Regions from separate parts of the Homo sapiens genome. Here region 2 is linked to region 1. The links are chromatin contacts, found by POLR2A ChIA-PET in ENCODE. All regions are on one chromosome and are shown on one strand. Each heading gives the region's core, a stretch centred on a gene start or an enhancer-like site at or near the end of the contact. The rest is flanking DNA. Distances are from core to core; before and after follow the strand shown. Region 1 overlaps LOC107985465 (a long non-coding RNA gene). Region 2 overlaps ARID4B (AT-rich interaction domain 4B).

Region 1 (6,307 bases), core at 2,146-4,645:
TGGGCAACAAAAGTGAAACTCCATCTCAAAAAAAAAAAAGAGAGGCTGCTGCTCAAGGGGACCCTTGATGCCTTGCAGGAGGGCAGTGGGGAGACCCAAGGGCCCCTGTTGGTCTGCTCATGGAGAGGTTCATTGATCCAGGAGGGCTGTGGGCTGGTCTTGGGGGTGTGGCCAGCTGGGACCTCAGGGCTGAGCCAAGGGTGAGCCCAACAGAGAGGACACTCTTGCAGCGGAATGAGTGTTTGATCACTGAGCTGCACCTGCCAGCGCTGGCACTCCACCAGGGAAGACAGGAATGAATGGTGGCCAAACATTTCAGGCCAGTTGCTCTCCCTCTGCACACCCACCACCCCCAGGTAGACTCTTCCCCTTGAGATCAGGAAGCCCTAAGTCCAGTGCAAGGAAATGCCCAGCACCCTGTGTTGGGGCCTTGTGCAGGAGGCAGCCAGCACAGCATTGTGGGTGCTGCTTTGCCTCCCAGGCTTGGAGGGGGCAGGGACTGGGCTGGCTCTGGGCTTGGGGCACAACTCCCTGGATTCTATGATCAACACTCCCAGCCCTGGGGCCAGGACCAGGGCAAACATGGCCACAGCTGAGCTCACTGCTGCCTCTCACTGTCTCTGGGCCTGACACGAGCCAGAGCCAGGCCCCCGGGTTTTTAGTTCATTTCCTGATGCCATCTCTTCGTTGAAGAAGAAGAGGGAGACAGCTGAGGAAATGCTGCCAGTGTGGGGCCTTGTGGCACCGTTTGCAGTCTCCTTGGCCTGCAGCCTGCCTGGAGACTCACACGAGGGCTCTCAGCCTCGGGGAAAATGAGATGCCCTGTCACACACACAGCTATGGAGAGAGTGTCCTCTCTCTCCTCCCTTCTGGAGCTCCCAGGAAGCCAAGGCACAAGCTGAGTCTCACTTCGGGGTGCAGGATAATGGAAGCCAAGGACCCAGCACAGACCAGCTGGCGGCCCCATCCAGGAAGTGCCAACCCCACGGGTCACTCTTGGGGACCCTTGGTGGCCCAGCCATTGCAGCCATGCAGAGATGCATTAACTCCCCATAAGGACTCAGGATTGTCATCAAGAAGTACAGGTGGGATTCTGAAGGCAGACCTCAAGCTGGAAGAGGCTAGCTGCATCCCACAGGTAGGCGTGGACATCAAGCAAGCACCTGCCTGCCTGTCTAGCATGGCGCTAGACATGAAGGAAGCAAAAGAATGGAGCACAGACCCTGATGAGGAGCCTGCGTGCTATGCACACTCATTCTCAAATCTCAGCTTGCAAAGAGCTCTATGGATGACCTTTTAAAGGGCAGAGGCCTAGGCCCTGTCCCCTGAGATTCAGATTTGTTCTCATTTATTTATGTATATTTTAGAGACAGGGTCTTGTTCTGTCACTCAGGCTGGAGTGCAGTGGTGTGATCTCAGCTCACTGTAACCTCGACCTCCTGGGTTCGAGCCATCCTTTTCCTCAGCCTCCCGGGTTCGAGCCATCCTTTTCCTCAGCCTCCCGAGTAGCTGGGACGACAGGCATGCACAGCCATGCCTGGCTAATTTTTTAGTGTTTTGTAGAGATGGGGTTTCGCTATGTTTCCCAGGCTAGTCTTGAACTCCTGACCTCAAATGATTCTCCCTGTTCGGCTTCCCAAACTGCTAGGATTACAGGTATAAGCCATCACACCCAGTCAGATTCATTTTTAACAACCATCCCAGGTGCTTATGTGGTAGATGGTTGGTGGATCAACCTTTGGGAATTGCTGGTCTAGAGGGAGTACTGAGCAGAAATCCCCACCCCAGCTCCAGGCCTGAGGTCATGGAAAGGGAAGCTTGGGGAGACTTCTGGGCACCAATCCCTGAGCCAAGTGATTCTTACAGCTGACGGAGAAAGAGGAGAGTAGTTGAGACTGCGCAGGACATTCTAGGCAAAGCACTGGAGGGGCAGGGGAGCACAGGTGAAGACACCTGAAGGCCATGTGTGTATGGCCTGAGAACCCACACAGGCCCTGTGCTTGGGGTTTAACGCATTGTGGTTGCCATTTTGAAATTCTTGGTAATTTTAGCTTTGAATCTGTGTTTTGAACAAGAGGCACTGCAATTTCACTGTGCACTGGGCCCTGCCACTTATGGTCCCAGCCCCACTGGGGTACAGGGAGCTATGGGAAGTTCAGGCGTTGCTGAGGTTGGAGGTGGGCAGTAGGAGTGGTAGAGGGGCTAGAGAGATATGGGAAGGCTACATCCCTGAGGTCTCCAAATGTCATGTCCAGGAGCTCAGGTTTTATCCAAGTAAGGAAAGGATTCAAGCAGGAATGAAGTAGTTAGGTCTGCATTCCACGAGGTCTACTCTAGGAAAAGGGCAAAGGTCGCCCTGCATGCAGATACAGGGGGCCAAGCTAGGCTGTCATGAGGACCAGGCTAGGAGACCAGTAGGCAACTGGAGAAGGGAATGGTCTAGAGAAAACTGAGCGATGATTTGGAATCGGAGATGGGGTTGAAGGAGAGGGGGAAGGCCAGGGTGACTCCCAGATTTCTGGCCTGAACAGCTGAGTTCCCTGTGGTACCACCAGCTGAAATACTTTGTTAGTTTTATTGCTTTTCATTAAAAAAAAAAAATCTGTGGTGGTGTTTATTCTAAGAACACATTATCATTGCTCACATCTGTCAGTAAGAGTCTTTTTCGAATATAAAAGTAACTTCTGAGGCCAGGCACAGTAGCTCACAGCTGTACTCCCAGCACTTTGGGAGGCCGAGGGAGGCTGATGGCTTGAGGTCTAGAGTTCAAGACCAGCCTGGTCAACATGGTGAAACCTCGTCTCTGCTAAAAATACAAAAAAAATTAGCCAGGCGTGGTGGCGTGCACCTGTAATCCCACTTGAATCCAGAAGGAAGAGGCTGCGGTGAGCCAAGATCGCACCACTGTATTCCAGTTTGGGCGACAGAGTGAGACTCCGTCTCAAAAAAAAAAGAAAATAGTATAAAGATTCCTCAAAAACTAAAAGTAACTCTTGTCCTTTAATAAAAGAAAAAAGATGGGGGCAAACATTATCTGGTCCCAAATTTATTTGCCCATTGTATGTCCAGGATAAGATCCAGTTTGTTGGCGAGAGGGTGGGGTATGCATTGAAGGGGGTCATAGAGAGGCATCTGTAGAGTAGTTACCACACAGGGAGTTTCAGCACTAGACCTATCACTTTGTTTACTCTTTATCCCTATCCTGAATATCAGTGTTTTTTTTTTCTTTTGCTAGAAACCCAGAATTGACCTTGGAATTCTCATTCATGTTAGTAAACACATTCTGGTTGTTTGACCAGACACAAAAATCAGTTCTTTCGATGTGACCTTGAGACACCCTTGCTCCAAAAACAGCCACCGTAGGTCTCAGCCCAAATGGGCAAGCATCCAGTGGATCCCAGGCTTAGGGGAAAGCAGGAGCCTAGAGTTAATGCATTTACCGAAACCCCTTTGATCTAGAATCCATCTGACAATCCCACGAGGCCAGACAGGCCTGGAAGGTTTTCAGGCCTTCCTCCGGTTCGGCTGGCTGTGCTTGAGCGCTGTGTTCCCTCAGGCATCTTGGGGCTTGAGCTTTGAACAACTCGGTATTGCAAATTAAAATGACCCTAAGTAGGAATGAAAGATTTTAAAAAGAAATTCGGTTTTGTTCAAAATAGGCAGTGTGCAACTGAGAAACAGGGGCTTTCTTTGAGCCAGTTAAACTGAGTGCAAGATAAACTAAATTCAGCTAAGATAAAAGCCCGAATAAAGTGGCTTTCACAGAAGACATTCAGAAAATATTGCTCTTTATAAATAATAATTATTCAACAGACATTTTACTAGCACTTTTCTGTTGTATAAAAGTTATACATGCAGAGTGTAGACACTTTGAAAACACAAAGTATAAGATGCAAACATGAAATCACCTATGAACCATGACATGCAGGTAGCATTGTCAACATTTTGAGCTGTTTCCTCTCAGCTTTGTTTCAATGCCTACATTTACAAAGTTGTTTTTTTTTTTTTTGAGATGGAGTTTCGCTCTTGTTGCCCAGGCTGGAGTGCAATGACACAATCTTGGCTCACTGCAACCTCCGCCTCTGGGGTTCAAGCAATTCTCCTGCCTCAGCTTCCCAAGCAGCTGGGATTACAGGTGCACGCCACCACACTCAGCTAATTTTTGTGATTTTAGTAGAGACGGTGTTTCACCATGTTAGCCAGGCTGGTCTTGAACTCCTGACCTTGTGATCTGCCCGCCCCGGCCTCCCAAAGTGCTGGGATTACAGGCATGAGCCACCACGCCCAGCCTACAAAGTTTTGTCTAAGTAGTTCCAAAGCATTTTAAAGGTAGAGATAATGGATTAAACTATAATGCTCATTTGAAAAGGAGATTTGCCTAACAGCATATTTTAAGATCTTTTTTTCTAATTAGAGAAATAAAGAAAACTTGTAAAACACAGAAAAGCATAAAAGAAGACAGCAAAAGTCACTTGGATTTCAACCAAAGAGCATTATGATGAATGTTTCAGTGTGTGCCTTCCAGTGTTTTTTTTCTATGTATGTATGTACATTTCTTATTTATTAAAAATACCAGTGTATCCTTTTGGCTGTTTGCTGTTTACAAAACACACATTTGCCCTAAAAATAAATATTCTTCTACAACATGATTTTTACTGACTACATAAATGATATTCCTTTATATAATGATGTATAATAATTTACCTAACCAATCTTCTATTGTAGGATTTGTAGGTTGTTGTAATTGTTCATATTATAAACAATGTCATGATTAACATACTTATGAATAATACCTGATTAGTTTCTTATAACAAATTTCTAAAGTAAAATTGTATTAAAGGAGATATATACACATACATGCATATATAATTTTTTGATAGATAAAACTAAATTGCCTCCAGAAAATTTATACTAATTTATACTTTCATTAGTTCAAGTTTTTGAAAACATGATTTAGAGGCAAATACAATTATCTCTGTTTTATCATTTGGGACAATTAAGGCAGAAACCAGTATCGTGGTGAGGGTTACACAGCAAGTCAATAGGAAAGATTACTTTGATAGAGATAAGAGATATCTTCTTACATGTACTTTACATATATTCTCATTTACAACAAACCTAAAAAGGAGTTATTTTTTAATCCCCATTTCCAGATAAGGAAAGGGGGCTCGAAAATCTCGAAGCCCTGACATTTCTATTCATTCATTATCCAGGCTGTCTCTATGACCACAGACAGCCTGACAATCCAGCTGCAATGTAGTCATAGAATCCTAGTGTGTAACTCATAGAATCCTAGTGTGTAACCCAGTACTACCAACACCAGATAAATCAATCCTTGCAGAAACAAATATTTAATTTTTAAATAAGCCAACAATCTGAACATTCACTGTTTTGATAAATGCAACCTAAAAGATCTCGTCCCCTGGATTTATTTTTCAGGTAAAAATAGCTCCATGGTTATGCCTTCTTAGGGGCTTGGTGGGAGGGAAGGGATGGGGTTGAAGAAGAGAAAAACAACTTCCTTGGAGGATTAGGCAAGGTGTAAGAGCATGTCTTCCAGGTCTAGATTGGCAGACCTCACGCTTTGACTCAGAAGTAGAGAATCTGCTTTGGTTTCCTGACTGGGTTGCCTTGTTTTTCAGCCACAGGGCAAGAAACATGCCACAGCAATGAAATAAAGGTGACATGTCATAATGAGGGAAAGGGAGTTATTCCACAGGCTGAGTCACCGCTCTCCTGCAGGTACAGAATGATACAGCCTACAGAAATTCAGAGCAGACTGTCAGACTGTGGGATTGAGTAACAAAGAGAAACAGGTCTACAGATGACCTAGCATACGCTTATTATTTTGAAATTTCTGAATTGTAAAAAATGAGAATGGTGAAGTCTTAGGTAGATCTAAGTTCATTCTTGCAACAAAAATCAGTTCCAAGTTTGCCTGGAAGTGAGGCATCTAATTCATAAAATAGTGGCTATAGTGACAGTTATATATTTGAGGGAAACTTATCTATAACTTCCAACTAACATACATCTTGGTGGAGTCTGAGTTCTACATTTTTCTGCTTTCTTCCTCATCAATTGTCATGGTTGACATTTGTTCTTTGAAAAGACTGAGTGCCAACCATGAGCTGGACAGCCCACTAGGCAAGTGCAATGACAAAAGAAACAAGCGTTAATCCTGTCTAGCCAGAGCACTAAGGAACCTGCTTATTCTGCGAATGCCTCAGCAAGGTCCTAAAGGAGAGCTTCCACTGCCTCCTAGGTGGGTGCCCCTGCTGGCAAGTTAATCATTCTAGGCCTCAGTTTC
Region 2 (5,406 bases), core at 1,335-3,834, 740 kb after region 1:
AACTGCTGTGGGTCACTTAGTAGAGGCCATGCTAAATGCTTTACATGGATTACCTCATTCAATCCTTCCAAAGTAGGAGGTACATTTTATCATTGTCCTCATTTCAGACAAGATTAAAATTTAAGCATCACAGAAGGTTACATTACTTGCCTAACATCACAAGGCAGTAAGTAATAGTGCCAGGATTAGAATTCAGTTTGAGAGTTTATATTCTTCTTTTTTTCTTTTTTTTGAGACGGAGTCTCGCTCTGTCGCCTAGGCTGGAGTGCAGTGGCGCGATCGGCTCAATGCAAGCTCCGCCTCCCGGGTTCACGCCATTCTCCTGCCTCAGCCTCTCGACTAGCTGGGACTACAGGCGCCCGCCACCACACCCGGCTAATTTTTTGTATTTTTAGTAGAGACAGGGTTTCACCGTGTTAGCCACGATGGTCTCAATCTCCTGACCTTGTGATCCGCCTGCCTCGGCCTCCCAGAGTGCTAGGATTACAGGCCTGAGCCACCACACCCGGCCAGAGAGTTTATATTCTTAACCAATGACGCTGTACTATCTTCCACCCAAAATTTGTATTCCTGAATTTTATGTTATCTAAAGACACTGCCCCCAAAACAAATATTTTCCAGTGGTTCTAAAAGCCAGTCCTTTTTTAAATTAAAAACTAGAGGTGGGGGAAAAAAAAAAAAGCAAAGCAAAAAACAAAGCCTACACAACTTGACTCCAAGAACGAAGATTAGGCTGGACACAGTAGCTCACTCCTGTAATCCAGCACTTTGAGGGGCCAAGGCAAGAAGATCATTTGAGGCCAGAAGTTCGAGACCAGCCTTGGCAACATAGTGAGATCCCATCTCTAAAAAAAACGAGAAACAGCCAGGCATGGTGGCACATGTCTGTAATGCCAGCTATTTAATACTTGGGACACTAAAGTGGGAGGATCACTTGAGCCCAGGGGTTCAAGGCTGCAGTGAGCTATGATCATGCCATTGCACTGCAGCCTGCAGAACACAGCGAGACCCTGTCTAAAATACAATAAAATGTAAAAAGAACAAAGATTAACCAAAGCTATATGAATCTGACTTCCAAAAATTAGGTGCACAGGTAATAAGCACTCTTTTATCATAATGCAATGCACACTAGCTATACTACATATTCTAAATTATTAGAAATTGGTTATTTGGAGACATTTAGTAAAGTGGTTCATCCCTAACTCTACAATATATTACAGGTATTTTTTTTTGGCACATATAAACCAAACATGAGTATTTTACATGCATCATCATATTTAATAACAAAGCAAGCAATGAAGTAAATGTTATTAGCCACATTTCTCATATACTGAAAATAAAACTCAAAGAAGTAAATTGCCTAGGCCAGGCACGGTGGCTCACGCCTATTATCACAGCACTTTGGAAGGCTGCGGTGGACAGATATCTTGAGTCCAGGAGTTTGAGACCAGCGTGGCAACATGGTGAAACCCTGCCTCTACAAAAAACTTGCCAGGCGTGGTGGCATACACCTGTAGTCTCAGCTACTTGGGAGGCTGAGGTGGGTGGATCACTTGAGCCCAGGAGGTGGAGGCTGCAGTGAGCCAAGATCACACCACAGCACTCCAGCCTGGGCAACAGAGGAAGACCCTGTCCCGAAAATAAAAAAAAAGAAAAGAAATGACAACATTAACTTCAAAAAATACCATCTGAGCACATACAAAACAATCTTGTGTGATTTAAAAGTGCAATTACTCAAGGTCCCTTTTCATTATCTTCTATAGCAATCCTTTAGAAAATCATGTTAAACAGAAAAGCTGCCTACTTAAAAAGTGAACTGTATCTTAGAGATTAAGACAGATTCAAATCATAAAACAAATTAAGAGTTAAGGGGCACTCATCTGTTTTTCCACCATTGTGCTATAAATCATCACCATCCTCATCATGCAAAGGTCTGGAAAGGCTGAATTCTAAAACAAACATCTGCCTTTAGAAGAGTCAGGCACTCAAATTGGAGTTTATCAAACCCAGTGGTTACCTTGGAGACTACCCATCACCACAAGCATATACCTAGCAGATAAGATCAAGCAGAAAGCATCTGCTAATTAAGTGTATTCTATGCATGGCCTGTCTGTATTAGTACGTAATTTCCATCTTCATAAAATTCCTTTGTGGTAAATAGTAAATACTAATCTCATTTTATAGCGAGGCCTAAGAAGCTAAATCATTTTGCCACACTAAGGAAACTCTGGTAGGCAGAATGCACTCCCCCTCCCCACAAAATGACCACATCCGAATCTCCAAAACATGTGAAAATGTTATCTATCAAGGGGAAATTTAAAGCTGACATGGAATCAGAGTTGCTAATTAGTTGACCTTGAAAGGGGGAGATTAGCTTGTATTATCTGGGTGAGCCCTATTTAATATAAACACAAGGATACTTATAAGTGAAAGAGGGAGGCAGGAGAGATAGTGTCAGAGACAGATTTGAAGACACCAGGCTGCTGGCTTTGAAAATAGGAGAGACCAGAGGCAAAGGAGGAAATACAGCCTCTAGAAGCTGGAAAAGAGGCAAGGAAACCAATTCTCCCCTAGAGCCTGAAGAAGAAATGCCCAGTGAGACCCACGTCAGACCTCTGACTTCCGGATTTGTTCAAAACTCCTCCCTCTCGATACACACATAAAAACACACATACACTTACAACTAACAACTCACACAGTATTTGGCACTTCTAAATGTTCTGTGTACTAAGAAAACTAGATATCCAAGTAAAGATATATATTAAAGAGGCAGAAACAGCATTAATATTAGTAGGAGCTCTGGTTTGAAGTAGTTTAGGTTTAAATCCTCACTATGCCACTTACTAGTGGCATGACCTTAGTTAGGTAAATTATATAATCTCTCTCGGCCTTGAGTTTTTCATCTGTAAAATAAGAATATATCTATGTACCTCTCAGGGTATTTTGAGAATTAAAATTTTAAATGGGCCAGGCACGGGGACTCACGCCTATAATCCCAGCACTTTAGGAGGCAGAGGCAGGGGGATCACTTGAACCGGGGAGTTCAAGATCAGCCTAGGCAACATAGTGAGACCCTGTCTCTATGAAAAAAGTTAAAAATTCGCCAGGCATGGTGGTGGACACCTGTACTCCCAGCTACTCAGGAGGCTAAGGTGGGAGGATCACCTGGGCCCAAGAGGTCAAGGTTACAGTCAGCCATGATCACGCTACTATATTCCTGCCCAGGCAACAGAGCAAGAAACTCTGTCTTCAAATAAGAAAAAACTACATATAATGTAAGAAAAGACTGACATATATTAAGCACTGAATAAGCAGTGGCAAAATTATCATATGATAATAACAAAAACAATAATAATTACAGCATAAAGAACATGATGACCAGGAAAGAGGCTGGTGTGATAAATATTTTAATGCTATTTCAGAACAAGACAAGACTGATGACAGTTAGTTTGAGATAAATGGGATGTTACTTTAGCAATAAAGACAAATTTAGAAATTACATGCCTACTAAAAAATAAGATTGTGCTGGCTGGGCACGGTGGCTCACTTTGGGAGGCTGAGACAGGCAGATCACAAGGTCAGAAGATCGAGACCATCCTGGCTAAGACAGTGAAACCCCGTCTCTACTAAAAATACAAAAAATTAGCCAGGCGTGGTGGCACACACCTGTAGTCCCAGTTACTCGGGAGGCTGAGCCAGGAGAATCACTTGAACATGGAAGGCAGAGGCTGCAGTGAGCCGAGATCATACCACTGCACTCCAGCCTGGGCAACAGAGTGAGACTCCATCTCAAAAAAAAAAAAAATTGGACTGTGCTAATTACTAAAGTATATGAGGATTAACTACTATTTATTATTACAGATTTATAATATATCATGTCAAAGCATCTGCTTAACATTCCAAATGTGAATATATAATTTTAGGGCTCTGTATGATCCCTTAAATAAAATCTCTTTTTTTAAGACAGAGTCTCTCCCTCTGTCGCCCAGGCTGGAGTGCAGTGGTGTGACCTCAGCTCACTACAACTTTCACCTCCCGGATTCAAGCGATTCTCACGCCTCAGCTTCCAGAACAGCTGGGATTTCAGGTGTGCACCACCACACCCGGCTAATTTTTTTGTATTTTTGGTAGAGACAGGGTTTCGCGATGTTGGCCGGGCTAGTCTCAAACTCAAAGTAAACTTGCAATTTTCCCCGCCTCAGCCTCCCAAAGTGCTGGGATTACAGGCATTAGACACTGTACCATGCCAAATAAAAACTGTTTACAATAGTTGTAAATTACCTGAACCTCCCCTTCACTACCTCCATCAATGCAGAAAAACTACAATTGGAAAGCTTTTCAGTGAGAGAAAGAACTTGTACCTACAAATTACAGAGAAAAAAAATTATAATGGGGGAAGGGGGAATGGGATAGACAGAATTAAGTCCATACAAGTAAATAGAAAATGTCTGGCTGGGTGCAGTGGCTGATGTCTGTAATCCCAGTGCTTTGGGAGGCCAACAAGGGAAGGTCACTTGAGGCCAGGAGTTCAAGACCAACCTGGGAAACACAGTGAGGCCACAGCACTACAAAAAAATAAAAAACTTAGCTGAATGTGGTGGCGCAAGCCTGTATTCCCAGCTACTCAAGAGACTGAGATGGGAAGATCCCTTGAATCCAGGAGTTCACGGCTACAGTGAATTATGATCACACCGCTAAATTCCAGTCTAAGTGACAGAGCTAGGCCCTGTCTCTTTACAAAAAAAGAAAAAGGAAAAAGAAAAGAAAAAAAGAAAATGTTTCAAATGGCCAAAGGAAACTTGCAATTTAAGAGAAGGTTGACTGTTCTAAAGATTCTTCAGCCAAAGAAAAAGAGAGAGAGAAAAAGAGAGACAAACCACCCAGATTGTAAAACTTTTCTGAGCTAGATCATATTCTGTGTCATCACTTGGCAGAAGAGATAGGTTCTGAACTCAAGGGCTCAAATGACCTTTCAAAGTCTCTTCAGGCTATATGGGCCACAGTGTTTCAACGCAAAATTACTTGTGGCAATATAACCAGAGGATTCATTTTTCTCCTACTTTAAAATATTAACTCTTCAAAGCTTTGTACAAAGCCTCTAATTTTCTAATTTATAATACTAATTTTCCTTTCTTTTAGAGATAGAGTCTCGCTCTGTCGCCCAGGCTGGAATCTAGTGGTGCAATCAAGGCTCACTGCAGCCTTGAGCTCCTGGGCTCAAGCTCCTCCTGTCTCAGCCTCCCAAGTAGCTGGAATTACAGGCACAAGCCACCTGTCCAGCTTGACACTAATTTTCAAGCTAGCAAAGTTCTCCCAGAAGAACTAAGTCCACTGTCGTTCATTTTTATGTTTTTTCATATGATTTCTTCTAATTTTTTTTTTTTTTTTTTTTTTGGAGGGGGACAG

What was found. ChIA-PET counts read pairs that join two places held with the same protein, here RNA polymerase II (POLR2A).
Region 2: POLR2A ChIA-PET joins it to region 1 with 13 read pairs in H1. The contact joins two enhancer-like sites. POLR2A ChIA-PET finds 5 or more read pairs at or near these places in 2 of 52 experiments (H1 and OCI-LY7).

Annotation. Positions count from the first base shown.
Region 1 is chr1:234,559,161-234,565,467 of GRCh38, forward strand. LOC107985465 (a long non-coding RNA gene) reads right to left here. Exons shown (of 3, transcript XR_001737831.2): 3 at 5,433-6,307. Among named protein-coding and RNA genes, the nearest start is that of LINC01354, 31 kb to the left of the region's middle. Within about 2 kb of position 3,396, at least 8 of the 41 ENCODE cell types and tissues checked have a DNase peak (open chromatin) inside an H3K27ac peak, as active enhancers do.
Region 2 is chr1:235,302,712-235,308,117 of GRCh38, forward strand. All of the region lies in intron 2 of ARID4B (AT-rich interaction domain 4B), which reads right to left. Among named protein-coding and RNA genes, the nearest start is that of ARID4B, 23 kb to the right of the region's middle. Within about 2 kb of position 2,585, at least 5 of the 41 ENCODE cell types and tissues checked have a DNase peak (open chromatin) inside an H3K27ac peak, as active enhancers do.